Regions from separate parts of the Homo sapiens genome. Here region 1 is linked to region 2. The links are chromatin contacts, found by Hi-C or POLR2A ChIA-PET in ENCODE. All regions are on one chromosome and are shown on one strand. Each heading gives the region's core, a stretch centred on a gene start or an enhancer-like site at or near the end of the contact. The rest is flanking DNA. Distances are from core to core; before and after follow the strand shown. Region 1 holds the start of LINC02589 (long intergenic non-protein coding RNA 2589). Region 2 holds the start of TCEAL8 (transcription elongation factor A like 8).

Region 1 (5,315 bases), core at 1,242-3,741, 300 kb before region 2:
GTCGTTAAGCTTATAGATTAACATTCTCCTCCCCTAGGGCTGCCAGATTTAACAAATAAGCATACATCCAGGACACCCAATTGTATTTGAATTTCAGATAAACAAAACAATATTGCATCAGACTAAAAATTATTTGTTGTTCATCTGAAATTCAAATTTAACTGGCTTAGAATAAATTGAATCTGGCAACCATACACATGGAGGACTCTGTGAAGTAGAACCAAAGGGCTACAGTCAACAGCCACCACTGAGCTCCCAGCACACACCTGCGCCAGTTGTCATTCATGTGAGTCAGCACTCTCAGATATCCCAGCCAAGTGTAGCCTCCATGACCACAGCCCAGGTGACAGACACCACATGGAGCAAAAAACAACCAGCAGAGCTCAGTGAACACACAGAATCCTGAGAGATAAGTAGCTATTGTTTTGGGGTGTTTGGTTAAGCAGAAATGGATATTCAAAACATGCCATTTGAGTGTACTTTTTCTATCATTGGGTAATACAGGTATTCCCTTATTCTAGAAGCCTTGGTAGGACTTTGTTATAATTTTAGATATAGTCTGTCTGTGGGTTAATGTGTGAGTATAAACTTCTGAACATTCCATCAATTCCTTCTTGAAGAGATTTCCAAGATAAATTTTTCTGATGTATGATTTTCATTCTACTCTTGGAATTTAGAAATCAATTCCAATCCTTTTCCATAAGGTGAGCCTCCACTGTAATCATGCTTGTTAAGGGAGTAAGAAAGTGTTGTCATAAATGGCTCTGCAGGCCATATGGAAAACCATATCCTCAGAAGTTTGCTTGGTGAGTATACAATCAGAACAGAGAGGTGTTTATTCACTTTGAGAAATGTTCCTCAAAGAAGGTGTCCTGGAATATTTTCTCCTCCTATAGAGATAGCCTTTAGCAAGGAAGTCACTTTCCTTGGGCACACAAAGGCAGGACTCCTTCAGCAGATAGCAGATGGAATATGCATTTTAGTTCTTGACGTTTGTGGCTGTCTCAGCATAGCCCTGCTGGGTAGATAAGTCTGTCCAATTCTGTAGCTCATTAATAGGAAGCCCACATGCCAGCACATCTAAGACACATTCTCCAATCTCACCTTTACAGGGAATAAAGTTGATGTACTATTCTCCTTATGCTTTTGCCATAACTCTTAGTTGGTTTAGAGCTCAAACTTGGAGTGGCAGTTATTTTGGAGGCCGCTTAAAGACCCGAGCATTTTGGAGCAAGATCATAGAAACAGTTGGGAAGCCAGTGAGACCCAGAAAATGGAAGGAGAGATTTGAGCCTATTGGAAGACCCACTCCTGAGGGCAGAGCAGAACACATTTTCAAAAAGTTAATACATAATATTGTACATGTTTATGGGGTACATGTGATATTTTGTTACATGCATAGAATATGTAATGATCAAGTCAGGGTATTTAGGGTATCCATCACCTCGAGTATTTATCATATCTATATGTTGGGAACATTTCAAGTCCTTTCTTCTAGCTATTTTGAAATATGTAATACATTGTTGTTAACTATAGTCACCCTTCTCTGCTATAAAACATTAGAACTTATTTCTTTCGTACCAAGAGTTTTAAAGGGAAAGGGCCTTGGCTGTGCAACCCGTGGTTCTCCTTCTCAACTTGCTAATCAAGTAGCTGATTCCTGTGATAGAGAAGGAGTGAGTGTGCAGAGAGGATGGAATTGCTTTTGTCATGGATGCCCCACCACATGGATGAAAATATCAGAAATGGAGGGTAAGAATCTCCCAGGGTAACTCAATACCAACGGTCCCTGACTTATGGTGGTTCAACTTACGGTTTTTCCACTTTATAATAGGTTTAGTGATGTATTAAATGCATTTTTGAATTATGATATTTTCAACCTAAAGATAGGATTGTCAGGATATAGCCCCATCCTAAGTTGAAGAGCATCTGTATATGATTCAATTGAATAAGTTTCTGCCTACTAAGTAAGTATAATATTCTTGTCCTGATTCCTTGAAATAACTCTGAGATTTCTTAAATGACATATTTTGGTGTCTCTAGGTCATTCAGTCACATGATTATAGGCAGTCTCTTAGTTTTCTGCCACAGATGTCTGCTTAGCATGATCTGTGAGTTGTACCTGTTCCCCCTCAGAGGGCCATCTCATCACCGAGAGCCTTAGAATGGCTCCCTGGGTCTCTGTGTACTGATGATACTCCTCTACTGTCACTTGTAAGCAAGTAAAATTCCTGACAACAGAGACGTGCTTTGTTTCCACAACCTGTAAAATTCCTCCAATTGCTTGGGTCCCAGCCTAGTTCCTCTAATTATTACTATTAAATTTTCTCAGGTGGTGGCTTGAAGAATGAAGGTGTTTCGCTTCCAGGGAAAGGCGAAGGCTTGAAGGGGAGGGTCGTGCAGAAGCATTTTCGGTGTGGAGGACAAGCCTGCGCATCGCGGTTACCATAGTAACCTGACGTCATTTTGGCGACTGTGACAACCATGACGACTTTTTAATGGAGACCGACTTGGCCTGGTGAGGAGAGCAGGGTTTCGTCTTCAGGTGTTTAGACTCAACTGTGGCTGCGGGTGCTCTGCGATGTAGAGAGAGGAAGAGATCCCATATCCAAGTTGCCTTGTTCCCGCTTTGGGACAAGTTGCCCTCGCTGTCTGATGAGGCAGGGAGAAGTAGGACTCCCTTGGCCCCAGTGAATGTGGTGTCCTGCTCCAGGGGTGTCCCGGAGCTACTTTCCAAGTAAAGGCAAGGTGCCAAAAAATGAGACAGGTAAACACTCTCTCTGAGCCTAGCGTCTTCCTCTGTGAAATGGGGATAAAAATGCTCACCCACAGGATTGCTGGAAGCTTCAGTGATACAGGTGCAAGCCGGTAGGTAGCCCTGTGGTTATTGCAGGATGGTGAATGTCTGTATGAATTCAGGCCTCTTATTCCTTTTCAAATTTGTTATTGGGAGACAGATGGGAAAAGGAGAAGAAAAAGGCCCTGGTGAGAATCCCATTGTATCTCTGGTTGTTATGATCACTACCCAGTTGTATTATTGTCACTGGTCACTGACTCAGTGCCTAGCTTAATGCCTGGCACATAGTTACTCCAAGAAAGCACAGTGATTGCTGGCTTCTCTCTGTCCCTGTGCAGCTCTTCATCAGGTGATTGAGCTCATATCAGGTGTCTGAAGAAGGTAGGTTTTGAGGATCAGGGTCGTGATGGCTGCTGAAGCTTCTACTCCAGATTTGAAGGGCAGCAGTACTAAGGAGACCCCCAACACTTCCATCCCTGGTGGGATATGACACCTGGCTCAAGTGAGCTCATAGATCTGGACAGAAGCATGTTGTGGAATAGCTCTGTGAGGTTTATAAAATAGCCTACAAGCAGAGAAATTCCTTTGATCTCATCATTGGAGAAGAGGTTTAGCAGGTGGAATTTCCTTCCATCAGCAGCTATGTGCTTTGTGGTAGCTTCTGAGGCCCATGTTAAAGATGCCTTTCATTGTCACAAAGCAATGAATAGTTCATTTGGGGAAGCAACTGGATGTTTAACATGCATTTGCTATAGATTTACATATATTTTTCTGCCTATATAAATAATCATCAGTGATTCCTATGTATCTCTCAAATGGATATGGAAATATGCAGTCGTTAGGTCTTTCTAGCATTTTGAGATTGTAATATAAATTATATAAATTATCTCCTGGTGACCATGGTATTTTTCCATCCTATAATGATTTTTTAAGCCAGAAATTTTGCAAGTGTTAGTTAAAATGTCAGTTACTATACCTTAATAGTTTCAGAAATAAGAATTACCCTAGAATTCGCTCTATTATAATGATACTAAGCCATGTTCCCTAAAGTAAACAGTTACTCTTAAGTATCATCATCATTATTTTCTTAGAATGTAATATTTTTATTTTTGTACTTCAAAAAGAAATGAACATCCACTTTTCCAAAAATATTTAAACACTGCAAGTGATTATTATGGTTGTATGTAGTGCAGAACAATTTGATCAGACATAGTAATGATCTGGTAATATAACAAGAGTGTAGTAGTTGGAATCTTTTGGATGATTTAATTGCATCAAAAACTTATACAAATGTATTTCAAATACTTTCTTTGAGCCATGTTGACATACGATATACCGTACATGTTTAAAATATATAGTTTAATAAGTTTTAACATATGTATGCTCTCTCTGGTGAATCCAATATTATAGTCAAGATAATGAACATATTCATCACCTCAAAAAGCTTCCTTATGCACCTTTGTAATCCTCTCCATCTGTCTCTAGCTTCCCTCTCCATGCCAACCTGTCCCATTCCCGGACAATCACTGGTCTCCTCTTACCATAGATTAGTTTTTGTTTCTTGCCCTTTTAAGTAAATGGAATCATAGGATGCTTATTCTCCTTTGTCTGACCTAATTCATTTGTTAACCCCAAAAAAAGTGACTGAGGCAAGTGTCTCAATCACTAGAGGTTTATTGAGCCAAAGTTTGAGGACATGCCTGGGAAAACTGCAAGTCACAGGAGCATCTCTGACTTGTGCTTTACAAAGAGGGGTTTGGGAACTCAGTATTTAAGGGCAGAGAGCAAGCAAGAGGGAAAAAGGGAGAGAGGGTAGGCAGTGAGGCAAATGGTTACATTCTTGTGAGGCTCTAATTAGCGGTCAGTAAATCTGAGTTTTACATAAGATAAGATTTGAAAAGAGAGAGGAAAGAGTCAATTATGTATTCGTTTCAGGGTAGGTGGAAGAGTGATTGATCTTGTCTTTGTTCTGGAAAGATAAGCTTGTAACTGACACTGTCAGTGTAAGATTTAACAAAACTCAGTTTTAGGAGTTAAACTTAGGTTGCAGACTTAAGGTTACAATTGGCATGTGCTGGTTTTATAGGGGGATATGTATCCTGAAAGATTTAGGGGCTAGCAAGGAATTTCCTTGTGAGCAATATTTGAGGAAGGTCATCTGGGAAGGTATAATGCCTTTTACTGTTGTGGGAATCTGGATTATGTATTACGCTATGACACAGGGTTGTGAAATTACAGTTATCTGGGGACAAAGGTTGGTAATGTTGCACAATTCATTTCCCAGGCTTAACTTTTCCCTTGGCATGATGAATTTGGGAATCCTGAAATTTCATGTTATTTTACATATTTGACCTAATTATTTTTAGATTTATCCATATTGTTGTATATATGAATAGTTCCAAATTTGTTATGCTTTGGATGTTGCTGTTTGTGTCATATCTAAGAAATCTTCTCTGAAGCCAAGACTGCAACAATTTTCTCTTGTGTTTTCTTCTTGAAAATTTATAGTTCTAGCTTT
Region 2 (4,899 bases), core at 192-2,691:
AATTTGTCATGCTTCAACTATAAATCATTAAGTCCAAAAAATATTTATTTTTTCCAAACCTTCTTTTCTCTTCTCTGGTGGGTGTTCTTGTTGGCTAAGGCATCCTGCTGTGACCACCCTAGACAAAAGACCCCCTCTGTCTTCTTCTGACTCTCCAGCTGGCTCCATTGGCCAGAATGCCACTCCAGGCACCACCATCCTTCCAAGTACCAGTGGATTCTGAGTTGCAGGGATATCAGTTTCCTGTTTAATATTATTTTTTACAGCAATGTTGTTCTCTTTGCTTTCTAATCATAACAATTATGCATGTCAATAGTTCTTTTAATGGGACACAGTGGATGATACCAGACTATCTCAAGAGTGCCATGAATGAAAATGCCATGCAAAGAAGCCTCAAGCCTGATGGTGAGATACAGAGAATTCTCTTTTCTGAGTGTTTCATGAGTGTATGAGTTATTTCCCAACAACGAAATGTTTTCCAAGAAACATACTACTTTGAGTTCCAAAAGAATTTTACTCAGTGGAAAGCAGGCTTTTCTGTGGACTTATCTGATTAACAAGATACTGAATCCTATAGAGGAAATGGGGAGGAAGTCTGTCTGAAGCCTCCAAGTGAAACCTTAGTGGATGCCACCAGTGGTCATCAATGAAAAAGATCAGACATCCAACACTTGATAACTTGAGTTCTGCCAGAAATAGAAAGAGTAGTAGATTACCTATACAAAATTGCTAACAAGAGAAAACTAGGCCTCCTTCCACACATTAATTTGGGAGTCAATTTTTTAAGTGCTGTTTGGTAAGATTTTAAAAAATTCTAACACATCAATATGTTGTGAATATTGTCATTTCATTTCCAGCCATTAGAAAACTTTTCCAAAGTCTTACACATTGATATAACTAATTTGTCCTTCATATTAAGTGTTACATATTGCTTATGAGGCATCCGTTTTCTGATACCATTTTTAAAAGTATGCTGATTGCTGAAAACATAGAACACAACAGAAAACTATTCAAGAGGATTAGTCAAATCCTCCACTTTCAACCTTAGATTCTTTTCCAGCCCCCTCTTCCCGATCTACCACCTTTGCCCATTTCAATGCTGGATAGGATTCCAGGGGAAATGGTGGACTGTAGGGGTCTTGGAGGAGGGGAGGTGGGAGTATTGGGAGCAGAAGAAAGAGATGATTCCTCAAAGAAGGAGAAATGGTCGATTACCCCTAAAAGGCTGATCCTCCTGGTAATCTGAGAAAGGCGAATAAATACTCCAGGGCGAAGATAACAGTTTATTGTCTCCGATTGGCAAATACGAAAAAAGATTGACAGTATCAAGTGGAGGGAACGCAGCGGGCGGGCTGCAGTGTTAATGGGAGGGGTAACTGGGGACTCGAGCTCAGTGATGACGCGACTCTCACGTGACCAGGAGTCGACGTGTGCAGAAGTCCTTATAGTCCAGGGCCTGTTTCCCTGTAGCAGCTCCTTATTGCTGGAGAAGGAGAAAAGTGCCCAAGATCCTTTCAGGTTAGTATAAACGTGGGCGCTGACTTGGAGACCCTGGGGTCGAGGAGGCCGAGAGCAGAAAGCAAGCGGGGCCGGCACTGCTTTCCCCACTTCTGTTCCGCCAAACTCCCATTTTGTGCAGGAAATTTGGGGCTGTTTGGTGGGGGATGGCGGGTGGAGAGAGAGAAGGGTAGCTAATTAAGGGTCCTGAGAGAGAGACATAGAAACTGTTTGGAAGAAACTTGCTTTTCCTACTCCCTGCTTGCAGAAAAACGGTGGGCACGGAGGAGGGCGGGGTTGCCATAAAAGGAGGGCGAGGATGAGGACATGGGAAACTTTACACCAACATGGCCTAGAATCATGAAAGGGACCCGTGATCCAGGTACTAGTCTGCTCACCAAACACTCCCATCTGTCTGCAGGATATTTGGTTTTTTGGGCGCGACACAAATCGAGGTGAGGGAAGAGAGAGGAAAATCCCCTGAATCCCTGCAGGTCAGTTTTTGTAAAGGTGCAATTGCTTCAGGTCTCTTCGGGTGGGGGTGGAAGTGTGAGTGACACCAAAGCACATCCTGGGGTCGCAGCAGCCCCTCCCCATCCGGATTAAGTGCCAGAGGCCGGTGCCGAGCCTGCAGCGGAAATGAGGCGGGGGAGGAGGAGGCTTAAGAGACGCTGAAGGGGGAGGGGAGGCCAGAGACTGGACCAGCCGTCTCAGGTGAGAGGCTGGAGGTTGAGAGGGCCTGGGAAAGTCTGAAGGGCGGGAGTGTTGGAGACCAGAGGCGGGAGAAGGGTTAATTGCTTCCGTACTGCTCCCATTTCAGTATTAGGAGAGGCTTGTAGCAGGGCCTGCTGGGAAGATGGTGGGCAGGAGCAGGAGGAGAAAGATGGAGCTGGAACGAAAGGGGGCGCGAAGGGAGGTGGAGTCAGGGGAGTTCTGAGCCTGAGGATCCAGCTTTCTCTAGTTGGAAAACTTTTGACAATTAGGGTACTGAGTCAAAAAAGGCCAGTCGCTATGGGACCCCATACTCTGACTGCTGGTCTGTTTGCCTGGAATCTAGTAGTTTTGTTTCCTTGTTTTCTAGGATTAATTTATTCAAAAAGGAAATAAAAAATACTCAATATGCAAAAGTCTTGTGAAGAAAATGAGGGAAAACCACAGAACATGCCAAAGGCCGAGGAAGATCGCCCTTTGGAGGATGTACCACAGGAGGCAGAAGGAAATCCTCAACCTTCCGAAGAAGGCGTAAGCCAGGAAGCAGAAGGAAACCCCAGAGGAGGGCCGAATCAGCCTGGCCAGGGATTTAAAGAGGACACACCCGTTAGGCATTTGGACCCTGAAGAAATGATAAGAGGAGTAGATGAGCTTGAAAGGCTTAGGGAAGAGATAAGAAGAGTAAGAAACAAGTTTGTGATGATGCATTGGAAGCAAAGACATTCACGCAGCCGTCCTTATCCTGTGTGCTTTAGGCCTTGAATTCATTTTTGCCTAATATTAAAATCTGGCCCCAGCTTTCTTTCTGTTAGCATTTTCTGATGTATCTTTGACCTCCATTTTACTTTTAATCATCTGATGAAATTTTGTTTTAGGTAATTTCCTTGGTACCAGCATCTCATTGGATTTTGGATTTTGACCCATTTTCCAGGTCTATTTTTCAATTGGAAACTTTCACACATTTGCATGGGAATATGTTCATTCCATGTTGTAAAGTAAAACATAACAGGTTATGGCAAAGCAGCATATTTAATATCAGCTCACATATGTAGGATAAAATTCCAAACTTTGTGTGTGTGCGTGTGTGTATACATACATCCATATAACATATATCACAAACTTAACCAAGCTTATTTCTGTGTGGTGTGAAATTTTATTTGTTTTCTTCTTTTTGTTCTTTTTGCTTATATGTACTTTTTAATGAACACGTGTCTCACACACAAAAAGAATTAAGGATTTTTTTTACAAGTAAGAGTCAAATAATTTGCAACCAGCTTATGAGGGCAATGGGGGCACCTAAACTCTTGATGAAAGAACTTTAAAAAGAAATGTAAACCTCAAATTACCTCTGGATCTCTTAGCCAGAGGAATAAACTGGCAATTATTACAGATACACACGTTTAAGACTCAGTCTTTTCATGGGGAAAATATTTGCTTCACAGGGCTGCAGTGGGGAAGAAATGAGGCAGTAACAGCTGTGCTCAGTGAGATCTTGTTCCCACCTGTGCATACGGAATCCCAACCCACTATAGAAGCACCAATATTTAAGGGAGGGCCTGGCATGATGCAACTTGTACTCAGGATCAAGTCCAGTAGGCAGAGGTGGGGGCTTACCTATCAGTCCTCTGCTATTGAACCCTGTCTCTTCCCCTGGTTCCTGCCATGCCTGCCCAACACTGCTGCCTCTTCTGCTGAGTGCTGTGCTCCCTGCTGGCCCCACTACTGCTGATGCACTGCAGTCCTTGAGGGCCAAAACCCCACCGAGTTCCCTGGAGTCCTCAGTAGGTTGAACTTTCACTGTCTTCTAAAGCTTCTCTCTGCTTTATAGTGACACTTAACACAGGTGGGACTTCTCTAGGGTTGCTTGGGCCACAAGGTCTTTCAGAGCCCTTAGCAAAATAACCCTTCTGTTTTCAATCACAAGACCCTTCTTCTCCATAGGAGTCAGATGTGATGACTCCATTTGGGATTTGGACTGGGGTATAAGTTTGAGTCAAAGACCTGTTGTAATCACAGTTTTTGCTCTAAGTCTAAGGAATGAGGTTTTGTCCTCGTGGGATGATCTCTTCCTGAAGGCTCCTGGGCAGGCCTGACTTACTGGTTCGGAAGACTGCTGGGGAACATATATAAATTGCACAAAGTGATGCAGGGAACAGATCTAAGGAACAGTCCCCTTAATTCCATCTCTTCTGTTGACCTGTGGTTAAAAAAAACTTTCAAAGTCAGTAAGAACCTTGTAAATGTACTTGAAGTAGAATGCTACTATATAAATGTTAGAGATTATATTTCCCCTGTAGAACAAGCAAAGACTGTCTCTTCCTCTTGGTATCCCACATATGAATACTTGTATGTGTTTAACTGGCACATTGTGTTTTAATATTTAATTGATTTTTTGATTGCTACTAAGAGCTAGTAGGTTTGTCCAAATTAGGTTACTCGCTGAATAATCTACAAGTCTTTAGTTCTCTAGAGTTATGACAAGCAATTCCAAGAAGAAACAGGGCAGAGAATTGATTGTACTCTAAATGTTTTATTATAAAAGTATCTCACATAATCACCTGCATCAGAATCTGCTGGGGAGCATCTTGAAAATGCTGATGTCTGGGCCCCACATAAGGCCCACTGACCCACATTCTGGAGGTAGACTGTAAAATTATAGCTTGCAAACTCCTCCAGGTGATAATGATATGG

What was found. A loop is a pair of places that touch in the nucleus more often than their neighbours do. ChIA-PET counts read pairs that join two places held with the same protein, here RNA polymerase II (POLR2A). Pooled maps may share reads with other maps.
Region 1: a loop to region 2 is called in a pooled map, with 2.3 times the contacts of the local background. The contact joins the promoter of LINC02589 here to the promoter of TCEAL8 in region 2. A Hi-C loop is called at or near these places in 1 of 50 pooled maps. POLR2A ChIA-PET finds 5 or more read pairs at or near these places in 2 of 52 experiments (AG04449 and OCI-LY7).

What each region holds. Positions count from the first base shown.
Region 1 is chrX:103,552,129-103,557,443 of GRCh38, reverse strand. It overlaps LINC02589 (long intergenic non-protein coding RNA 2589), which reads left to right and starts at 2,491. Exons shown (of 6, transcript NR_131237.1): 1 at 2,491-2,518. RefSeq lists an enhancer at 1,497-2,696.
Region 2 is chrX:103,251,697-103,256,595 of GRCh38, reverse strand. TCEAL8 (transcription elongation factor A like 8) reads left to right here and starts at 1,441. Exons shown (of 3, transcript NM_153333.3): 1 at 1,441-1,518; 2 at 1,919-1,991; 3 at 2,579-3,601. The coding sequence starts at 2,617. The coding sequence ends at 2,970. RefSeq lists an enhancer at 1,455-1,504.